Regions from separate parts of the Homo sapiens genome. Here regions 1, 3 and 4 are each linked to region 2. The links are chromatin contacts, found by Hi-C or POLR2A ChIA-PET in ENCODE. All regions are on one chromosome and are shown on one strand. The core of a region is the stretch at or near the end of the contact, and the rest is flanking DNA. Distances in the headings are between cores, read along the strand shown. Region 1 holds the start of HIPK3 (homeodomain interacting protein kinase 3). Region 2 holds the start of ARL14EP (ARF like GTPase 14 effector protein). Region 3 holds the start of METTL15 (methyltransferase 15, mitochondrial 12S rRNA N4-cytidine). Region 4 holds the start of CSTF3 (cleavage stimulation factor subunit 3).

Region 1 (5,291 bases), core at 179-2,678, 2.9 Mb before region 2:
CTGAACGTGTTACGACTACTCTGTAACAAGTCCAAGGTAATTTACGCACACACTCTTCAGCGCAATTCCTCAAGCAGAGATGAGACGGGAACAACAGGATTCCCCGAGAGCCACATACCATTTTACAACAGCCGTCTCCCTCCCGACAGAGAAACAGACATTTTCATCCAAAGTCTTTCCGCCAGTTCTCCCAGTGCGGCGAAGGGAAGCGGGCGGCAGCCACCGTAACGAGAGAAGCCGGCAACAGCCCCGCCGCGCGGCCGCCACGCCTTCCTCCCGCCGCCGCTGGGGACGCGGAGCCGCGGATCACATTTCTCCTCCCCAACAATCACACACACGCACGCACGTCCCCAGAGTTGACACCCTGCAAACCCGCTGCTCCGCGACGCTGGGGACGGGGCCACAAAGCCCGGGACGCGGCCATCGGCTGGGGTGCTCAAGCTGCGTGCCTGCGCGTTTGTTTGTTCCCCTTAATGAAAGGAAAGGGATCTCCGTAGTTACGGCCTAGGACTGCGGAGGGGGAAGAGAGGCTCCCCGTGGGACTAAACAAAACTTCGGTTGCTGGGAAGAGCCGTTGCGCAACCTTGGCAGGGGGAGGGGGGGCCGAGGCCCCCGGGCCCCGGCCAGGCGCGGCTTCCCGGAGGCTACGGCCCCCGCGTCCGGCGGCCCAGGGCCTGGCGTGGCGCCGGCTTCGAGGGAGCGGCTCATACCGGGCCACACTGCAGGGGCTAGGGCGGAAACTGGGAGCACGAGAGCGCTGGGGATGCGGATGGGGCACGGGACGCGCAATGAGTGCGGGCTGCGCCGGAGGTGTCGGGCCAGGCCCGGGTCAGGCTTGGGGTCCGCTGGCCGCGGAGCCCGCAGACGGAGCCGATCCCCCCACCCCGGGGTGGCGGCGCCCCTCGCTCGACTCCCTTACCTTCCTAGAGGCCCGCGCTCTCTCCTCTTCGGGCGGCCGCAGCCCTGAGCATGTCCGGGGTGGGGCGCAGGGCCGTGCCGGGGACCGGGAGCCAGGCGCTTCAGCAGGCGGCACCACCCAGCCCGGGCTCAGCCCCTCTCCGCGGCCGCTGCCATCTTGTCCTGGCGGCTGAGAGGAAACGGCGAAACACCCTCCCCCGACCGCTGCTGCTGCTGCTGCTGCTCTGGCTGCTAAGCGCCGGGCCCGTCTCCCTCATCTTCCTTCCCGGGGATTTGGGGTGGGGACGGCTTGGCTAGGGCGAGGGGTAGTGGGAGGCCGGTCGGCCTCCGGCTACTGGGGCCTACGGGCGACGCAGGGTGCGGGGCCCACGGCGATTGGGGCCCATTCCTGACGCCCCGGCCGGGAGCGGAGAAGGAAGACTGGCGGGAGTGGTGGCGACGGCGGGGCCTGCGGCTTGATCTCCTCAGGTCGCCGCGATGCCGGCAGTCGTCACTGAGGCAGCTGCCACCAGCCGCCCCAGCCTCGGGCCCCTCCTCCGCGCTCGTCGGCCTCGGCCACCGCCTCCGCAGCGCCACCGCCCGCCCGGCAGCGCTGCGCGCCCAGCCCGGGCGGCTCCGCTCCGCTCCGGCCGCGGCGCCTCCGTGAAGCCCCTCCCCGGGGTCCGCCCGCCAGTCCGCAGCCGCGCCCTTGTTGCCCGGAGCCCGCCTGCCAGCCCGTGCGGCCCCAACCCGGAGTCCCGCAAGCCAAGCCTCCCGCGAAAGAAGCATCCGTCAGCCCGGCTCTGCTGTTCTGAACCTCACTCCATGCCCCCTCCGCCAGAAATACACATTTTTAAAAAAGATCCCAATACCCGAAGAAAGGATGAAGATGCGGAAGCAGGATTTTACAGGCCTTTCGAGATCCCGGAACCGTAATTAAGGATCTGTTTCTCGGCATTTGGTCGTTAAAGGTCCCAAAATAAGTAAAGGGGAAATGCTCAAATGAACGACCTCAATCTAAACTAGGTTCTACCCGCTCCCCTATCCCAAAGAGTGAAGAGAATTGTAAAGCCAGGTTCAAGGACGGGGGAAGGGTCCTCTTGGAAATTTTAAGAGCATCTCTACTGTCCAAAACCCCATAATTGTGAAGTTCGCCCACCTCCACATTGGTAATTCTCCGTTAAATTAGTCGGTTTAACTCCCAAAGACTAGTTTCTTTCCTCCTGGAGATTAGGAAATCAACAGAATGGCCTGTTTCAGCTTACATAATCGTGGAACCATAGAATTTTAGGAATGAAAGAAGCTTTGCGATCCTTGGTCCCAACTCTTACACTCAGGAGTTCCAAGAAGTTTAGGTGACATGACCAAGGTTATACAGTAAAGCCCATGTCTCCCACCCCATCTTTCCTCCTTTTCCCTAGGAAACAAATGGCTTTCTAATACCTCACATTCAGAGTTGATTTTCTTTTATACCCGTTTCCTCAGGTTCCCTTTGTTCTGAATCAATGTCTAACCTTTTGGGAAACAAACACCTTTCTGGAATGGAAGTGTCCTTTCTTTGTTTCCTTCATAATCTTCACTAGCAAGATTGAATTTACCAGAGATGTATTTATTCCCAGAAATTTTCTATTGCAGTAACTGGGGCAGGGCAAAGGGAGTGGCAAATTGCTGCATACATAATACACATTTAATCCCTGCTGCTCTTCAAACCGGAAGATGAGTATTTTGGATAATGCCTTTAAGAGACAAAGGAGGCCGGGCGCGGTGGCTCGCACATGTAATCCCAGCACTTTGGGAGGCTGAGGCGGGTGGATCACCTGTGGTCAGGAGTTCAAGACCAGCCTGGCCAACATAGTGAAACCTGGTCTCTACTAAAAATGCAAAAATTAGCTGGGCGTGGTGGCGGGCGCCTGTAATCCCAGCTACTCGAGAGCTGAGGTAAGAGAATCGCTTGAATCGCTTGAGCCACTGCACTCCAACCTGGGCGACAGGGAGAGACTCTGTCTCAAAAAATAAAATAAAAGAGAAAGGATAGTATGCCCTGAGGCCACTGGAAATAACACTTTCGAATGACAGTTGTTTTCAGGTTAGAGAGGATAACCAGCTGAAAAGGCTTCCAATATAGAAGAACAAAACAATGGCTGCCTTTCAGAGAGATAGCCTATGAACCATTCCTTTTCACTTAGTATTTCGTTACTTTTTATTTTTCTTAAGAACAATAGTCAAAAGAATCAAAGAGGATAAAATCATTTACTCAACGGAGAAAGCTACAATAGTAGAAAAATCTGTCAGGAGGAACAGAGAAACTATTCCACTAGAACTTCAAATTTCAGAATTTTTGCAGACATTTAAGGAGGCCATCTCTAATGGAAGGCTTCCATTCCCTGTATTTGCTACATCCATGAAGAGATGGAAATGAGAGACAAGGATTTATTTTCCTTTCTATCTCCTGCATGTTGCTACTCACTACACTATATATTCCAGGAGGGGATTCATTCATCTTTTTTTTTTTTTAGATGAAGTCTCGCTCTATTGCCAGGGTTCAAGCAATTCTCCTGCTTCAGCCTCCCGAATAGCTGAGACTACAGGCATGCCCCACCATACCCAGCTAATTTTTGTACTTTTAGCAGAGACGGGGTTTTACCATGTTGGCCAGGATGGTCTCGATCCCTTGACCTCGTGCTCTGTCCACCTCAGCCTCCCAAAGTGTTGGGATTACAGGCATGAGCCACCACGCCCGGCCTCATCTTTTTTTTTAACCATTATATTGCAAGTGCCTAATACAGTGCCTGACTTGTGGTAAGACCTTAGTAAATGTTGCAAAATAAGTAAATGATATATTCCAGCCCCCCTTCACTTTATACCTATTGTCTCCTAACCTAATTTCTTTACCTCTAATCTCTTCCCCTTCAAATCTTTCTTTTTTTGAGGCACGATATCAGCTCCTCTGCCTCCCAGGTTCAGGCGATTCTCCTGCCTCAGCCTCCCAAGTAGCTGGGACTGCAACTTCCGCCTCCCAGGTTCAGGCGATTCTCCTGCCTCAGCCTCCCAAGTAGCTGGGACTACAGGCCCGTGCCACCACGCCCAGCTAATTTTTTGTATTTGTAGTAGAGATGGGGTTTCACCATGTTAGCCAGGATGGTCTTGATCTCCTGACCTGACAGAGTCTAATTTTGTCACCCAGGCTGGAGCACAGTGGTGTGATCTCCATTCACCACAGCCTCAACTCCCTGGGCTCAAGGGATCCATCCACCTCAGCCTCCCACCTAACTGGGATTACAGACACGCACCACCACAGCCAGCTATTTTTTTTTTATTTTTAGTATGGAGATGCGGTTTCATTATGTTGGCCAGACTGGTCTGGAACTCCTGGCCTCAAGTGATCCGCCCACCTCAGCCTCCCAAAAGTGCTGGGATTTCAGGTGTGAGCCACTGCGCCTGGCTTTCAAATCTATTCTGAACACAAACATCTAGATAATCTCCCAAAGCCCCTAATGTAGCTATTTTACAAAGTTTGAGGGTTGTTTTTTTTTTTTAAGGAAAATTTCTCATAGTGCTAAGATCTCTCAAAAATGCAGGCTGGGGGAGGGCATGGTAGCTCACATCTGTAATCCCAGCACTTTGGGAAGCTGAGGTTGGGGGATTGCTTGAGCCCATGAGTTCCAGGCTGCAGTGAGCTGTGATTTCGCCACTGCACTCCAGGCTAAGTGACAGAGCAAGATCTTGCCTCTAAAAAATAAAACAGGAAGATACTAAAGAAAACCTTAATGTTTTCATTCAAAAAAATTACTTAAGGGCCAGACTTGGTGGCTCACACCTGTAATTCTATCACTGAGCAAGACCTAGCCTCTTCAAAAACCCCTCTCTCTCTACAAAAAATACAAAAACTAGCCTGGCCTGGTGGTGCACGCCTGTAGTCCCAGCTACTCGGGAGGCTGAGATGGGCCCTGAGGCTGCAGTGAGTTGTGATCACACCACTGCACTCCAGCCTGGGCGACAGAGTAAGACCCTGTCTCTGAGTAAGTAAGTAAGTAAATAAACAAATAAAATCCTTCACAGAACTAGCCCACAAGGAACTCAATCAACTTTTTGTCTCCTTACTCCAGCCACTCTCTGGAGCTCCGTAGGTGCCTGGATCACCTTCTGCCTGAAACATTCCTCAAGTATAGCCATCCACCTTTCTTTCCTGTCCTTACTCAAATATTGCCTTCATGGTGAAGCCTCCTCTTCAGCGATGACCACCTATATTTACATTCCCTGTCTTTATCTTTCTCTTTAGGGCTTGCCATCATCTTAGATACTATGATATATATTTTCTGTTCCCTTGTCCCTCAAGGTAAGCTTTCACAGGGCAAGAATTTTTGTCTGTTTTCTTGATGCTTTGATCCCCAGAG
Region 2 (5,025 bases), core at 2,185-4,684:
TTTTTGCTCATTTTGGTCTGTGTTCTGGCAATGTGGCCTACAGTTTATATTTTGTTTTCTTCAAATGACAGTCCAGCAAGTTCATATTGTTCCTTTCACCTACAGTACAGTGCTATGTTCTTCCATAACGATGATTTATCTGGCCCCTTCCTTAATATAGTTGGAAATGCATTACTGTTTACTCTCCCTGAATCAGCACTGGCATCAGCTGAGACCTCAGTAGAAATACAGAATCTCAGTATCAGCTCCAGACCCAATGAGTCAGGATCTGCATTTCAAAAAGATACCCAAGTGATTTGTAAGCACATTACAGTTTGCTATGTACTGCTTCAGATAATTCAATTAAAAAATTTAAATTTAAAATGTTTTGATATCTTCTATATTTTATAGAAGATAGCAAAAAAGAGTAAGAAAAACACAGATATGTATTTGCCTTACAGGAAGTCTAACTCTAGGGAAGATTATTGAGGGAGAGGAGATTTAAATTCGATACACTAAGGACAGAGAAAAACATCTGCTTCAATAGAAAACTGCACTGTTGAGAGCACAGCCTTTCAGGTTTTCACATTCTGATTACATGGGAAGTCTGATTCTTTCAGCATCTTGGAGCTATTTTACAACTGTCAACTGTAGATAACCAACAGCAATGCAAAATAATTGTCTGTATTCTTGTAAATTCTATCTGCTGAAGGTTCAATGGACTTCCGTCTGACTGTGGAAGCAGCCAATTTTGCCCTCACTTGCACATTTATTTCAATATTCCTGCTCTATAAACATGTCTACTTTTAATTGTCATTTAAACTGGTTATAGCATCTTACCAGTTCCTATTTTAATAATCTTTTAACGCAAGAAAAGATTAATTTGCTCCAAACACTTTGGTCAATATAAAACCTAGTACTCTTCATGGAAGAAAAAAAATCCAGCTTCTTATAGGATAACAAGCAAACCAATAACAAAAACCCCAGTTTTAGAAAGATTCACCATGGTATAAATAAAATCCAGGTTTTCAATACTTTTCAATGTCAAATAATAAAAACACTTTTTGGCAAGTTGAATTTTGCTTGAGCCCTGTGCTGGCTCCTTATTAGCTATAATTTAAAAAATCCTCCCACCCTTGAGTTAGGTAAGACTCAAGGATCCCCCCTTGTTTACCTATGACCAGGCAAAAGAAAGACCCTCCAAATTCTCATTTTTTGCTTCAACTATGAATTTATGAATAATTTGCTGATCTGCTTGGCCCTACAGATCAAGTGGAACAAAATACTTGTTAATCAAACTTTAGTTTCTCTCCTTCCCCCAGGTTCCTGAGCTTTGGCCAACTCTCAGCCAGAGCCAAGGAATAACATTCTCAGATCTACTATTAGATCAAGCCACCCTTATATCCTACTTCCTCACACCAAAACTTTCTAGCACAGTTCACTCCTTGGAGATTCTTGCAGATCTTTTGGTTCTACCCATTGCAAAAGTCCCTTTTCTCCTTTTGTGATAACCCTTTTGAATAAAGTCTCTCCTAAGTCCAGATTTCTTATCTGACATTGTCTTTTAAAAATTCTGCATAGGAGAAAATTAAGACTTTCTGCTGCCTTAGGATTGACATCACTTTACTTTAGTGCCTAAATACAGCATGTTTTGTATTCTAAGATTAACATTTAATATTTTTGTAGCACTACCTAAGAATCAAAAGAGAATGAAATAAATGTAGAATACTTTGATTAGACCTCTCCTACTACCTTAGGCAGTAAACAAAAGTATTTGCTCCTCATACAATTTGAACGCTGCCAGCTCAGGGAATTATCCAGCTTTACTTTAAAACATCAGTAGTTTTAAAGAGTTCTTAAGCATTTTCTCTTGCTGCCCATTACCAAACGGTAAGGAAGGTAGATTAGGTTGAGGAAGCTGAGAAAACTCACACGCGGCCATGATGCTTGCAAGGTCTAGGACATTATCACAGGGGTTTCGGGGTGTTAATGCAGAACACCCCCCCCACCACTAACAAAACAGCAAAACAGCCACTAACAAAACAACAGCAGAGGGAATTGAGGATTAATTAGGGAACTCACTTTTTCTTCCTAAATTTGTAGGGGAGATGCAGAAATACCCGTTCCAATATGTTAATTTCCCTTAACATAGTTTTTTAGTTTGTTACCAGTCTCCTTATTAGTGGGAAAAGTAACATTTAGAGGAAATTTAACAAAACAAAAAATTTACTTCGTTTTTAGGTCAACTGATGTCTCTTTTATGAAAAACATAAAAAAAGTTTTCATGAAATGTTTTATGAAAAAAATTAAAGGCTTTTCTTGGCATAGGGTCTTACAACTTACACAGCGTCTTCCCAGATTATCTCTTATTTAATAAAAATATAATTTAATCTACCCCTACTCCCCAAATCAGGAGCTTTAGTTATGGGTACATACGCCTACAAAAGTCACGCATCCTGCAACTGTGAACTTTTTGTGCCTGTCATCTTCAAATACTGATTACCTATAACATGACAATTGGCCCAAAGGCAAAGAGGAGAGTCTCAATCCTCAGGAAGATCTAGGTACAATAAGAAAGGTAAAGGCAATTTAAAACAAAAATATAGTCCATAACACCATTGAAAAGATTTGGTTCAAGTGTGGTAGTCAGGACATGCCAGGTACAGTGCTTAGGGCAAACATCATTTCAGGAACCTTCATAGCCACCCTGAGGAAAGTACTATCATTCTCATTTACAGATGAAGAAACTCAAGCCTAGAGCTGTTGTTATCATGCCTAACAGAGTGCCCCCAAACCCTGCAATGATTCCCAACCCAACCCTGTAAGAGGCCACATACATTTCTTCCTTAGTTCACGGCTATTTACAAATGACTAAAACCACCAGATCCGTCCAGTGGGCACCTACTAAGTTCATGGTACCGGGATGGAAAAATAAACATTAGCCTTTGGCCTCAAACGGCCAGGGTTGAAAGGATTCTGATTTGAAAAATTAAAAACAAAAATAGCAGAGATAAAGGCTGTCTACGGAGTTCAAGGCCACAATAACCCTAAGTAGTTCACGTCAAAATCGTAGCTTTGAAGGTCCTGGGCCTACAGGACAGGCGACGACCCTCAGAGAGGTCAGAGGCGGCAGAACCTGTGCTGGGCTTTGACACAAGGCGTTGCGTCGCAGATGAACTACGCGGGGGTAGGGGTGAGAGGCCCCGGCCAGCAGCTGGAAATCCCCCTCACGTGTGCGGGCCTCCTCTTCCACCTCTCCCCGGGTTCCCCCGTTACGCCGCCGGGCTCCCTCGCCACCCAGGGGCCTGTCTCCACTCTCCCACTCCTCTCCAGGGCCTCCCCCGTTCCCCTTCCACCTTAGCTTGAGCTCTCCTCCGCCCGGCTTCGGGCAAGATGCGAGTCCACACAGGCCACACTCGACCGACCGCTTCCCAGCCAGTCCCCGCGCTACCACTGAGAGGACGGCAAGCGCGGGCTAGAGGAGCTCAACGCCACCACAAAGAGACGTCCGGGAGAAGCCTAGAGCGGACACGAGGCTGGCCGCCTCCGGGGACGGAAGGGGCGGGGCGGTGTGAAGTGGCAAATGATTCAAGGCGAGGCAAGAGGTGCTTCAGATGCTGTCTTTTGCAGTCCTCCGAGAGGTTAGGGATGTGGGAGGTCCCTGGGGGCCATCTCTTACAAGACACAGTTTCCACTAAATTGGATCGTATTTGTACATCTCTACACCTGTGCGTGATAGTAAACTTTTGCACCCAAATACCCCGACCCCTGAAGGAGAGTGTGAGTTAAAAGGATCTGAAGAACGGACCCTTTGTTTAAGGTCTCACATTCTATTTCTTTAATTCAAGCGAAATATATTCCAAAATGCATCTTTTATTGTAAGCTATAAAAATAGCTATTACTTCGAGTAAAATGTAGGCTCCAGGAAGATGCTTGTAAATTTTCTCAGAACAGAAATGGTATTTTTATTGTATCCTTATTGTCTGTCACAGTATAGGTGCTCATTAATTTTTAAAGTGGGTTTTATTATCTAGAATCCAGGAGAACTGAAAGTCTCTTAAAGATTCTTGGCCTTTTAATTATCTTAAGGTCGGGATAGCAGGGAAACAAAAACTTGTTTTAAACTCCCAGTGAAAAATGAGGAACAGGTAAATAAGACAAGCCCCACCAAGGCCCAAGCGTGCTAGTAATTCTCTGCATCTACTGTAAGCTGTTTTCTGCAGTGCGTCTATGGTCCTCCCACCACTTTCATACTGCTCGCCGACTAGGCAAGCGATTTGATGCCTAGAACTAGGGAATGACAGAAAGGAAAAAACAATGAATAGTTTCTTCAACTGTGTCTGCAGGAGGTTGCATTCTGTAATTCTTTTACTGTTTACTTTGTGGTTGGCACTTTGTTAAGCAATGATTAGACAAAAACAAAATTTATTTCTGCTTCCAAGGAGCTCACAGACTAGTGAGAGAGGAATAAACAGTTAATCACAGTGTGGTGTGAAAAGTGTCATAACAGAAACACATGGATATAAACAGGATAAAATGATAGGGGCTAAAGCAGGAGCGTTCTGGGAGGAGATTAATGCCTGCATGGAACTTAATTTGATGCAATTGTGACTTCCTAGTAAACTAGGCAAGCTATCCTAAAGGTAATGAAACAGAGAAGGCTCACAGATCAAATTAAGATTATTAAATAATATAGCCTATTCAATTTAAGTATCCAGTGAAAAGGTGAAAGAGTTGTGGTAAGTGGACACACTTAGGATAAGGTGCAAGCAAGTGGAAGGACGCCATCACCTGAATCATGGGTTAAGTAATGTTCATATATCCTATCTGCCACAACAGCCTTCTCCGCTGGTGGTATACTTACGAGGACCAGAGGTGAGGTGTCAGCAAGGAGGCCCACAGGTGGAAAGTGCTTTGGGCCAATGGTACACACCTGCTTTATTGGATAGACGCAGAGAAGTATGCCTGGTCACAGCCAGAGCTTACTCGGTAAGTTGTTGAACAGATACAGGTTTTATTTGCATTTCCTGGGCAGAGCACATATGA
Region 3 (4,822 bases), core at 1,713-4,212, 2.2 Mb after region 2:
AAAAAGAAAAGTAGTATCATCAATTCTAACATAGGAATAAGAACTATACAGGAAAACGCAGAGTAGCGGGGGAAAAACAAACAAAAAACGCTATCACTTGCATTTAATTTTTTTCTATTGCATTCAGTCTCTATGTGTTTATTCAACTATGGTCAAGGCACAAAGCCTGAATATTTTATTATGAACTAATTGCCTGCCAACTTGAGTCAACCTGGAGAAAGGGTGACAAATAGTTCATTTGCCTCTTGTTTCCTGCAATACCTCCCTAAAAAAATGGAAGCTGGGGGTGTGGCATGCTCTAAAGAAAATTATATTCTTCTCTTTTGGAGCCCAGTTTCCTACCAGACAACTTGGAGCTCTCCTGCAGTCTGCTAGTGGCCAGCTACCCTAAATGATTTAAGATTAAGTTCCCTCTGGTCATAAGGAAGCAGGGAGTCAGGAAAACTGCCTCTGTGATCTCCTAGTTAAGTCATTTAACTTTTCTCTACAAGCAAAGTTCACTTTTGGCTGTTGAGAGCATAAAATTGCCAGATTACTCTTTTAATTGTGAAAACACACAGGTGAGTGATGCCCATGAAGGATACTCCCTCAAGGGCTCTAACAATTATAATCATTGCAGTCAATTTTGTCTGGCAGGGAAATCCTGTTTGAAAATGTAATTTTTAAGGACAAAAACGCGACGTGGCGGCTGGCACACGAACGCTGAGAAAGTGAAAGAGGTTCTAAGGAAAGAGAAAAATACACCCTTTTGCCTAAGAATTACGCTCTGACGAGGAAAAACTATTCGGAAACTTCCAAACCCAGGTTGAAGGCGTGTTGAAGAGAGGGAGAGGGTCAGGGGCGTATTTTTCTTTTGCTCCGGACGAATCCAGCGACCCCTGTGGAGTACCCCCAAAGGTTTGGTGGTTTCCAAAACGAGTTCCCGGGACTCGGTCCCCTTCTCCTCACCTGAAGCACGAAGACTTCTCAGCTGGCCTCTAACTCGGGCCAGCGACTACCACTACGGTCCAGGAGAACCTGAATGCGCCGCGCGTCTAGGTCCTGCCCCTGGGGGAAACTTGTAAGGACGGACAGATTGGGTCCACGTCCGCCCAAGCAACTGAGGACCGTCTGCCTTTGGTTCCGCTGTTTCCAGCCTCAGCTGCCAAAGGGTCCTGTTGGCCTGGGGTTTCCAAACGACTTTCCTGGGGGAAATAAATAAGACCTCACTATTGCCATGTTTAAATTCACTTTTACTTTTTCCATTTTTATTTTTTGGTCTGAAACAACTTTAAATCTAACTTTTCATTTATCCTTATCTCTGCTCTTTGGTTTACAATGAAAGTATATTAAACTTGTATTCTGATAACACAGCAGTTATACTCCAATTTTTAACTAAAAGTGGGAATTTCTGTCTCATTAGCTCTATGTTTAGAAACTACAAGGAGCAAGGTGGCACAGTAGTGGGATTGATTGTAATGTCAAAATCTCTCTGCTTTAACCAAATGTACAATTCCTTTAAAATATGGACCTCATCATCTGAACACTGTTAAATGGCAAGTGTAACACTGAATTTGAAATCTAAAGTACTTGGATTAGGTGTGAAAACATCTGTGGCACTGATAAACCTTATACAATGTGGGTGTCAAAAAAGACAAACTTTAAAACACTTCTATTCTTCACCAATGATCCATGCAATTTTACAAGCAACTGGCAAAATATGCATATTTTCAGACTGGATTAAGATATTCTCTTAATGTCACTTAATCCAGAAAGTATTTCAGAGACAAATGACTCAATTCTGAATTGCCTTGCCTGTATAGTTCAAGACAAAATTTTGTGTTAGGAATTTTCTGAAAACTTCAGTTTTCTCTCAGAAAAATGAAAATAATATTACCTACGTCTCATGGGCTGTTTTGAGAATTAACTGAGAGACCATATGTAAAGGGACTAATAAAATACCTGGGAAGTCAAAACGTAAAGTACTATACAATGAGTTCTTACTGGAAATAAAGACATCTCGATTTTATTACCAAGACCAGCAGCACACAAATAACCATTTCATTAGCTAAGATACACGTAATACAGCCAAAAATAAGTAGTAGCTTTATTGATCCTCTGTCTAGTGATCAGAAACAATAATATAACATGCATCACATACAGTACACAATACTCCCGATTTTCCTCAACAGGAAATAAATGTCCATAATACAGAGGTTTCCATATATTGTTGCATTTATAATACTCTGCATGGGTATGAGTCATCCTATTTATAAAGTGATATTGAATCCACAAAATATAAGCTCCAAGAGGGAAGAGTTTGATTCCATTGCATACTATTGTGTCTAAAATCTAAATAATTGCTAAATGGATACAATAACAGTAATATATAGAACAATGAAATTCAGATACTGTTATTAAAAACACCCTGCCAAATAAAGTTATTTTAGCAAACGTATTTCCGATTTGTTCCAGGTATTTTCTCTCTTTTTAAAGTGTCTATGCTGAAATAATATCTATAACCTGGGACTTAAAAAAAATCACTTCACCTAATAATAAACCAAGCCAAAATCTTTAAATTTATTTTGTTATGCCATCATTAGACAGAGAATGTAAAAAGTAACCAAACAGAAAATAGTTTCACGGTCAGTACTAATGGGAGTAGGCCTGGAAGTCCTGAGAAATGAAGCCTGAGGCCTCAACCCAAAAGATCTCCAATTAATTCAGGTGAAGAGACCCCACATTTTGGCCCATATTAATGTGTCTGGAAGAAACAGGTCCCTACAACTTCTTGGAGGCCTCACTACTCAGAGAAAAGAAAATAAACACCCAGAACCCATTAATCCACACCCAAACTCCACCTCTCCCCCTAGCAGAGGGCATAGGCCAACCCCTGCCCGCAGCAGTCTCACTCACACCCTTAACTCTGGGACCGGGCCCTGCACCCGCCGGTCTACAGGAGGCCTGGTGATCTCAAGTGGCTGCCTCCCACCAGCAGCTCCGGCCTAGCCCCGCCCACTTTGGCCACCGCCTCCGGAAACGGCCGCGCGCGTTGCCACGGTGACGAGCAAGCAAAGAGCTTCCCCTGCGCAGCCAGGCTGAGCTTCTTGGCGCCAAGCTGCCGCGAGCCGTGACAGCGTCCGACGTGATGACATCACGCGAGCGGCAGCCAATGAAACGAAGCGCTGAGGAAAGTGGCTTGGGTTTGAATATTGTGGTTGAGTCTGAAGCGCTGGGAGGCGGACATTAAAGTGAAGTGGTTGCGGTAACCTGGCCTGGGCCTGAAGTGAGTGAGAGGCACATGAAGGTAAAACTGGACTCTGGGACGCTCCTTTTGGTGACTTGTATTATTGGGAACGGAGGGTCCTGCCGCTTCAGGTCTAGAAGACCAGGTGGGCTTCTTGACAAACACAGAAGCGTTGAGGGGTGGGGGATCAGGGTACCTGGGGAGAAAGTGAAAGGAAAAAGGGATTCGAGAACCTGCTAAGAGCACAGCTCTGCTTGACCGTAATCCTCGACTGCTCAGCTGGAAGGGCAGGGATCTCCTTAAGTCCTGAGAGGAAGTCTTAAGTTTTAAAGGGCATCTTGGCCCCTTTCCCAGACTGGCAGAGAACTTTAACTGCCCAGCACCTTGTAGTGTCAGCTTTTTTCCGGACTCCAAATTGGGAGTGTTTTGTTTCAGACTCACATATAAGCGTACCCAGGGGCTTACCTATCAAACGAGGAGCTTTTGTTCATCACTGCATAAAATTTTTGTCTGAAGAGCTTTAACTGTTAGTCTTGCACTGGTCAATCGGGAACCCCTCCTGAGCCCCAGTTGTAGGTAGCATCGAGATAAAAGCCGCTCTGACTGCCTAACGGGATTGCCGAGGATCAGATGAGGTACGGAAGAGATACTGTTTGGCAAATGCTCTGCAGATGAAATTAAACTGTAAACATTTAGAATCAGTCCTATAGTCTGTTCTTGGTTTCCGCAGGACTTTTTTTTTTTTTTAGGAGCTCATTAGTCACTCAGTTACAGAGAAGCCAAGACTGACTGCTGTTTATTATATGAGAAGAGAGTATTTGACCAGAATGAACTGATTTTGTGGTATAATATATAGTTTAGATTATGGATAATTAGGTAGAAATTTAGGCACTCTACAGATTTTAATTTTTAGTGTCATTCCACCACGTCTAGCCTCCTGTTTCGTTTTTGTAAGGTTTTTATAAACTTTGATGCTAGAGAATGTGATATCCAATGACTAGATAGTGCTTCTTATTAAGTTCATAGTTTGTAAGAACTATTTCAATAAACAAAGATTATCTACAAAGCACAATCACAAAGAAAAAAACTTAAAAGATTATCTGCCTTTAATAGTAGTAATTAATCTCCTTTTCTATTATTTATTCATTTATTTGAGACAGAGTCTCGCTCTGTGGTCCAAGCTGGAGTGCAGTGACGTGATCGCTGCTCACTGCAACCTCCACCTCCCAGGTTCAAGCAATTCTCGTGCCTCAGCCTCCCGAGTAGCTGGGATTACAGGCGTTTGCCACCACACTCGGCTAATTTTTGTATCTTTGGTAGAGACGGGGATTCACTGTGTTGGCCAGGCTGGTCTCGAACTCCTGACCTCAAGCCATCTGCCCGCCTCGGCCTCCTAAAGTGCAGGAATTACAGGTGTGAGGCAGGGCACCCAGCCCTTCCTCTTCTACTATTGAAAAGTATTTACAAATACATAATATTTTTATATTGAAAGTGCATCTTGTCCCATCATAGAAATACCCCAAATCAATTAAGAGACACGATAAAAATGATTTTTTTTTTTTTTTTTTTTTTGCTGACAACTGTGAAAACTAAGAG
Region 4 (4,811 bases), core at 2,203-4,702, 2.8 Mb before region 2:
CAAAACCTCAAACTGTAATACTAAAAGACTCTAGGCAGAAAAATAAAAATAAAAAATAATCTGGCTCCCCCTGCCAAAAAAAAAACTATGTACGTAAATACATACATATAAAGCAAACACACTAAAATGTTAATCAAGGTGGTAGTTATACAGGTATTCATTGCATTATTATTTAAACTTTTATCTCTATATTTGTTAAAAACACTGGAAAAAATGAGGGCCAGGCGCCATAGCTTACACCTGTAATCCCAACACCTTGGGAGGCCAAGGCAGACGGATTGCTTGAGTCCAGGAGTTCAAGACCAGCCTGGGCAACATGGTGAAACCCTGTCTCTACTAAAAATACAAAAATTAGCCAGGCATGGTGGCAGGCGCCCATAATCCTAACTACTCAGAAGGCTGAGGTAGGAGAATCGCTTGAACCTGAGAGGCAGAGGTTGCAGTGAGCCAAGACCGTGCCACTGCACTCCAGCCTGGGCGACAGAGGGGGACCCTGTCAAAACAAAACAACAAACTGGAAAAAATGGCATTTGAGACAAACTTTGAAAGAGTATGAATACTGTTTTAAGACTTTGTTGTTCTTACATCAGTTCAATAAAGAAAAATCAGAAAACAGATAAAAAGAGTAAATTTATGTGACACACAATGTAGATATAACCACTTTTAATTTTTTTAAGCTATATACAGGTTGAGGCTGGATGTGGTGGCTCACGCCTGTAATCCCAGCACTTTGGGAGGCCAAGGCCAGTGGATCACCTGAGGTCAGGAGTTCAAGACCAGCCTGACCAATATGGTGAAATCCTGTCTCGACTAAAAATACAAAAATTAGCCCGGTGTGGTGGTGGGAGCCTGTAATCCCAGCTACTAAGGAGGCTGAGGCACGAGAATCACTTGAACCCAGGAGGCAGAGCTTGCAGTGAGCCGAGATCGCACCACTGCACTCCAGCCTGGGTGAAAGGGCGAGACTCAGTGTCAAAAAAAAAAAAAAAAAAAAAAAAAAAAAAAATATATATATATATATATATATATATATATATATATATATATATATATATTTATAACAGGTTGAGTATCCCTAATTCAAAAATCTGGGCCAGGCGCGTTAGCTCACGCCTGTCATCCCAATCCTTGGGGAGGCCGAGTTGGGTGGATCACTTGAGGCCAGGAGTTCAGACCAGCTTGGCCAACATGGTGAAACCCCTTCTTTACTAAAAATACAAAAAAATTAGCCAGGGCGGTGGCAGGCGCCTGTAGTCCCAGGTACTTGGGAGGCTGAGGCAGGAGAGTGGAGTGAACCCAGGAGGCGGAGCTTGGGAGCTTGCAGTGAGCCGAGATTGTGCCACTGCACTCCAGCCTGGGCGACAGAGCGAGACTCCGTCTCAAAAAAAAAAAAAGAAAAAGAAAAAATACAAAAATTAGCCGGGCGTGGTGGCGCACGCCTGTAATCCCAGCTACTCAGGAGGCTGAGGCAGGAGAATCGCTTGAACCTGGGAGGTGTAGGGTGCAGTGAGCCGAGATCGCACCACTGCACTCCGGCCTGGGCGACAGAGCAAGACTCTGCCTCAAGAGAAAAAAAAAAAAAAACCTAAATGTTCCAAAACTCAAAACGCTCCAAAATCTAACTTTTTAAGCACTGACATGACTCTCAAAGGAAATGCTCATTGGAGTATTTCAGATTTTGGATTTTCAGATTAGGATGCTAAAGTGGTAAGTATATATACGTAAAACACTTTCATATTCTGCTTTTCTTCATTTAATACGGTGGTTGCCTTTCTGTCAGTCATCGTACATTAGCATCAGTTTGCTGTGTGATATTCCATTGCAGAGATAAATCTTGTGATATTTTTAACCAGTCCTCCATTGCTGGATGGTGCAATGAACATCTGTTAATACATATCTTTTGCTCATGTGTCTGATTATTTTAAGGGTAAGATTTCAGCCTGTGGAAAGGGAGTAAGTGTAAGTTTGAGCAGAGGAAAGGAGACCTAAAAGAATAAGGCGAGTCTGGGAACAGTTCACTAGGTTATTTTAGGGCATTGGACCCCCGTAGGCGAGAAATGCTTGCAGACATCTAACGATGACGCTTAAATGGAAGAGCAGTTTGAGAAGATTTAGTATCATTTAATTTTTTATTTTTTATTTTTTTTGAGACGGAGTCTCGCTCTGTAGTCCAGGCTGGAATCTCGGCTCACTGCAACCTCCGCCTCGCGGGTTCAAGCGATTCTCCTGCTTAAGCTTCCCGAGTAACTGGGACTACAGGCGCAAACCACCACGCCCGGCTACTTTTTTTGTATTTTTGGTAGAGACGAGATTTCACCAAGTTGGCCAGGTTGGTCCTGAATTCCTGACTTTATTTATTTATTTTCTGAGACGGAGTCTCGCTCTGCCGCCCAGGCTGGAGTGCAGTGGCGCGATCTCGGCTCACTGCAAGCTCCGCCTCCCAGGTTCACGCCAGTCTCCTGCCTCAGCATCCGGAGTAGCTGGGACTACAGGCGCCCGCCACCACGCCCGGCTAATTTTTTTTTGTGTGTGTGTGTATTTTTAGTAGAGACGGGGTTTTACCGTATTAGCCAGGATGGTCTCATCTCCTGACCTTGTGATCCGCCCGCCTCAGCCTCCCAAAGTGCTGCGATTACAGGCGTGAGCCACCGCACCTGGCCTAGAACTCCTGACTTTAAATGATCCATCCGTTTTGGCCTCCCAAACTGCTGGGATTACAGGCGTGGGCCACCGCGCCCAGTCAATCTCATTTAATCTTAATGCCAGGTACTGTTCTAACACTTTTCTATGTATAATTTATTTCACTTGCAGGTACTATTATTATTCCCATCTATAGGCCAGAAAGCTGAGGTACGAAGTTTAATTACCAGAGTTACTTATCTTCGTTAAAATCCAAGCAGTCTGGGCTACAAACAATTATACCTACTTTGCAGTCAAGGAACCAAGCTGAGATGTTGAGCTGAAAACCCAGGTCTCAGACTTCAAAGCTTTCTACACAAGAGTCGACGGTGGCAGTAAAAATTAATGGGGGCTTGATCTATCCCTCCCACCCCCAAGAAAAGTAAAAAGCAGGAGCTGGGACCAGAGAAAACCTCCACGGAGTCCTTATCCCCTAAATATAAGAGGCATTTAACGTTTAGCATTGCTGACCTGCAATCAGGCTTCAACTGTGAGTAGCCAGGCTCTAAAGCTTGATAACTGAATTCCAAAAAGCGCGCGAGCCTCCAGGCGAAACAGCTTCCCGCCTTCCAGCCGGTTGGAGCCGGCTCAGCAACAGCCTCTCCAAGCCAGGGTAGTGACGTCAGCCCAGGAATTGGGCCCGCCCCGGGATCTCGCTGCTTTCTGCACGCTCGGAATAACCAGAGTCGCGAAATTAGCCCCGCCCACTGCCCCGGAAGTTAATGCGGAAGCCACACACCTCCTCCTCGGCCGGCAGGGGCGCAGCCATTTTAATTCATATTTGAGTGGGCGGTGGCGATTGGTGTTGGCGGTCTGGCTCAGCTGGGCAGGGGGTAACTTTACTGATTTGGGGGTGGTTTTTAGTTTAATTTTTCTTTTCTAGCTTCCCATCGACGGTCAGTGCGCACGTTGTAATCAGCTGAGGCCATGTCAGGAGACGGAGCCACGGAGCAGGTGAGGAAGGAGAGTGGTGGGGCCTCGTGGCGACCTCTTCTCCACGTCTGTTCCTCCGACTGCTCCAGACATGTTCGGCTGAGGAAGGAATTGGGTCTAGTGAACCCGGGGGACAGGGTATATAGAAGAGTGGTGGGAATGGGGAGCAAGATCTAAGATTTAATTTTTTTTTTTTTACTTCTCTCTCTTAGGCATGAATACGAGTAAATACTTGATTTAGACAATAGCGGTAGGCTGCTTCGTCCTATTTAGATTCATGGGACTACTCCAGATGGGATGCTTTCCTTTGATATCGTTTTGGTATTAGAGTGGATAGGAATTATTTTAACGTGCACCCGACGTTTTAGAAAAACTTGACAGTGTTTCTTTTACCCCGCCAAATATACTGTACCCAGAAATAGGTTACTAGTTTGAGAAATATTTGAGACAAAGCTAATCTGGAGAATTAAGACTTAATGAGAGCGAGTGAAGAAAGAAGCAAGTTATGCTGAGGTTTTGGGAATTTTGTGGCTTTCTTTCGTTTTCTTTTCTTTTAGCCACATTTCGTTTTCATTTTTCCAGCTACATAAACATTGCAGGTATAAGTTGAAAATGAGAAGTCTGTTTTGGCCACTGTAAATAAAAGCATCTGTTTTAATAGTAAATATGAGTGACAACTAAATATTTTAAAATTCACACTTTTAGGTTAGATCAGTGTGATTTGTTTCTTTTGCTCTTTGTATTCAGAATTTTGTAGGATAGTATTTACCTTTTAGTGTGAAAGAGGAAGCTAAATAGTTATGAAAAATGCCATTAAATGTGTTTTTCGATCTAAGTCCTGGTGTGTTTAGATAAATACAGTTTCTAAAATGGAGGCTAGGTAGCCTGCAGTCTCAATTTCCTGAAATTTCCCATTGCCATAGCAACGACATGCACTTAGGTTTTCGTTTTTCAGGTTCCCTAGCTTATAACGTGGAAGATGTTATTGGAGGTTGGCAGAGATGAGGCAAAATAGGAGCGTTCTATTGCATAGTCTGTAAGACTGTAGATTTCATTATGTCGGCAGTTTGATTAAATTGTTTTGTGTTTGCCCGAGGACTGGTTTCAGTCCAGAAATCTTCGCACTATTTACATTTTACATAGTGTTAGCATGCCCAAGCATGCAAAGTCTTAAAATTACTGTATCAAAACTGTTTACC

Evidence for each region. Hi-C counts contacts between places; a loop is a spot of excess contacts on that map. ChIA-PET counts read pairs that join two places held with the same protein, here RNA polymerase II (POLR2A). Pooled maps may share reads with other maps.
Region 1: a loop to region 2 is called in a map of CD4-positive, alpha-beta T cell, with 6 times the contacts of the local background. The contact joins the promoter of HIPK3 here to the promoter of ARL14EP in region 2. A Hi-C loop is called at or near these places in 1 of 168 maps with a recorded cell type or tissue (CD4-positive, alpha-beta T cell), 2 of 37 single-sample maps with no recorded cell type and 8 of 50 pooled maps.
Region 3: a loop to region 2 is called in a map of CD8-positive, alpha-beta T cell, with 9 times the contacts of the local background. The contact joins the promoter of METTL15 here to the promoter of ARL14EP in region 2. A Hi-C loop is called at or near these places in 5 of 168 maps with a recorded cell type or tissue (CD4-positive, alpha-beta memory T cell, CD8-positive, alpha-beta T cell, naive thymus-derived CD4-positive, alpha-beta T cell and 1 more), 7 of 37 single-sample maps with no recorded cell type and 19 of 50 pooled maps. POLR2A ChIA-PET finds 5 or more read pairs at or near these places in 4 of 52 experiments (A549, CD4-positive, alpha-beta T cell, activated CD4-positive, alpha-beta T cell and 1 more).
Region 4: a loop to region 2 is called in a map of B cell, with 39 times the contacts of the local background. The contact joins the promoter of CSTF3 here to the promoter of ARL14EP in region 2. A Hi-C loop is called at or near these places in 3 of 168 maps with a recorded cell type or tissue (B cell, CD8-positive, alpha-beta T cell and naive thymus-derived CD4-positive, alpha-beta T cell) and 11 of 50 pooled maps. POLR2A ChIA-PET finds 5 or more read pairs at or near these places in 1 of 52 experiments (activated T-cell).

What each region holds. Positions count from the first base shown.
Region 1 is chr11:33,253,518-33,258,808 of GRCh38, reverse strand. It overlaps HIPK3 (homeodomain interacting protein kinase 3), which reads right to left and starts at 1,428. Exons shown (of 17, transcript NM_005734.5): 1 at 920-1,428. RefSeq lists enhancers at 1-43, 84-133 and silencers at 474-673, 744-1,083, 1,344-1,673.
Region 2 is chr11:30,321,513-30,326,537 of GRCh38, reverse strand. ARL14EP (ARF like GTPase 14 effector protein) reads right to left here and starts at 3,434. Exons shown (of 4, transcript NM_152316.3): 1 at 3,336-3,434. It overlaps ARL14EP-DT (ARL14EP divergent transcript), which reads left to right and starts at 3,592. Exons shown (of 2, transcript NR_187437.1): 1 at 3,592-3,620. RefSeq lists silencers at 3,205-3,334, 4,989-5,025 and enhancers at 3,405-3,654, 3,167-3,772.
Region 3 is chr11:28,106,528-28,111,349 of GRCh38, reverse strand. METTL15 (methyltransferase 15, mitochondrial 12S rRNA N4-cytidine) reads right to left here and starts at 2,962. Exons shown (of 7, transcript NM_001113528.2): 1 at 2,898-2,962; 2 at 949-1,184. KIF18A (kinesin family member 18A) reads left to right here and starts at 3,194. Exons shown (of 17, transcript NM_031217.4): 1 at 3,194-3,286. RefSeq lists enhancers at 829-1,058, 2,667-2,746, 2,933-3,456, 3,657-3,916, 3,457-3,981 and 1 more.
Region 4 is chr11:33,160,121-33,164,931 of GRCh38, reverse strand. CSTF3 (cleavage stimulation factor subunit 3) reads left to right here and starts at 3,452. Exons shown (of 21, transcript NM_001326.3): 1 at 3,452-3,633. The coding sequence starts at 3,607. It overlaps CSTF3-DT (CSTF3 divergent transcript), which reads right to left and starts at 3,275. Exons shown (of 4, transcript NR_034027.1): 1 at 3,151-3,275. RefSeq lists enhancers at 3,068-3,487, 4,223-4,811.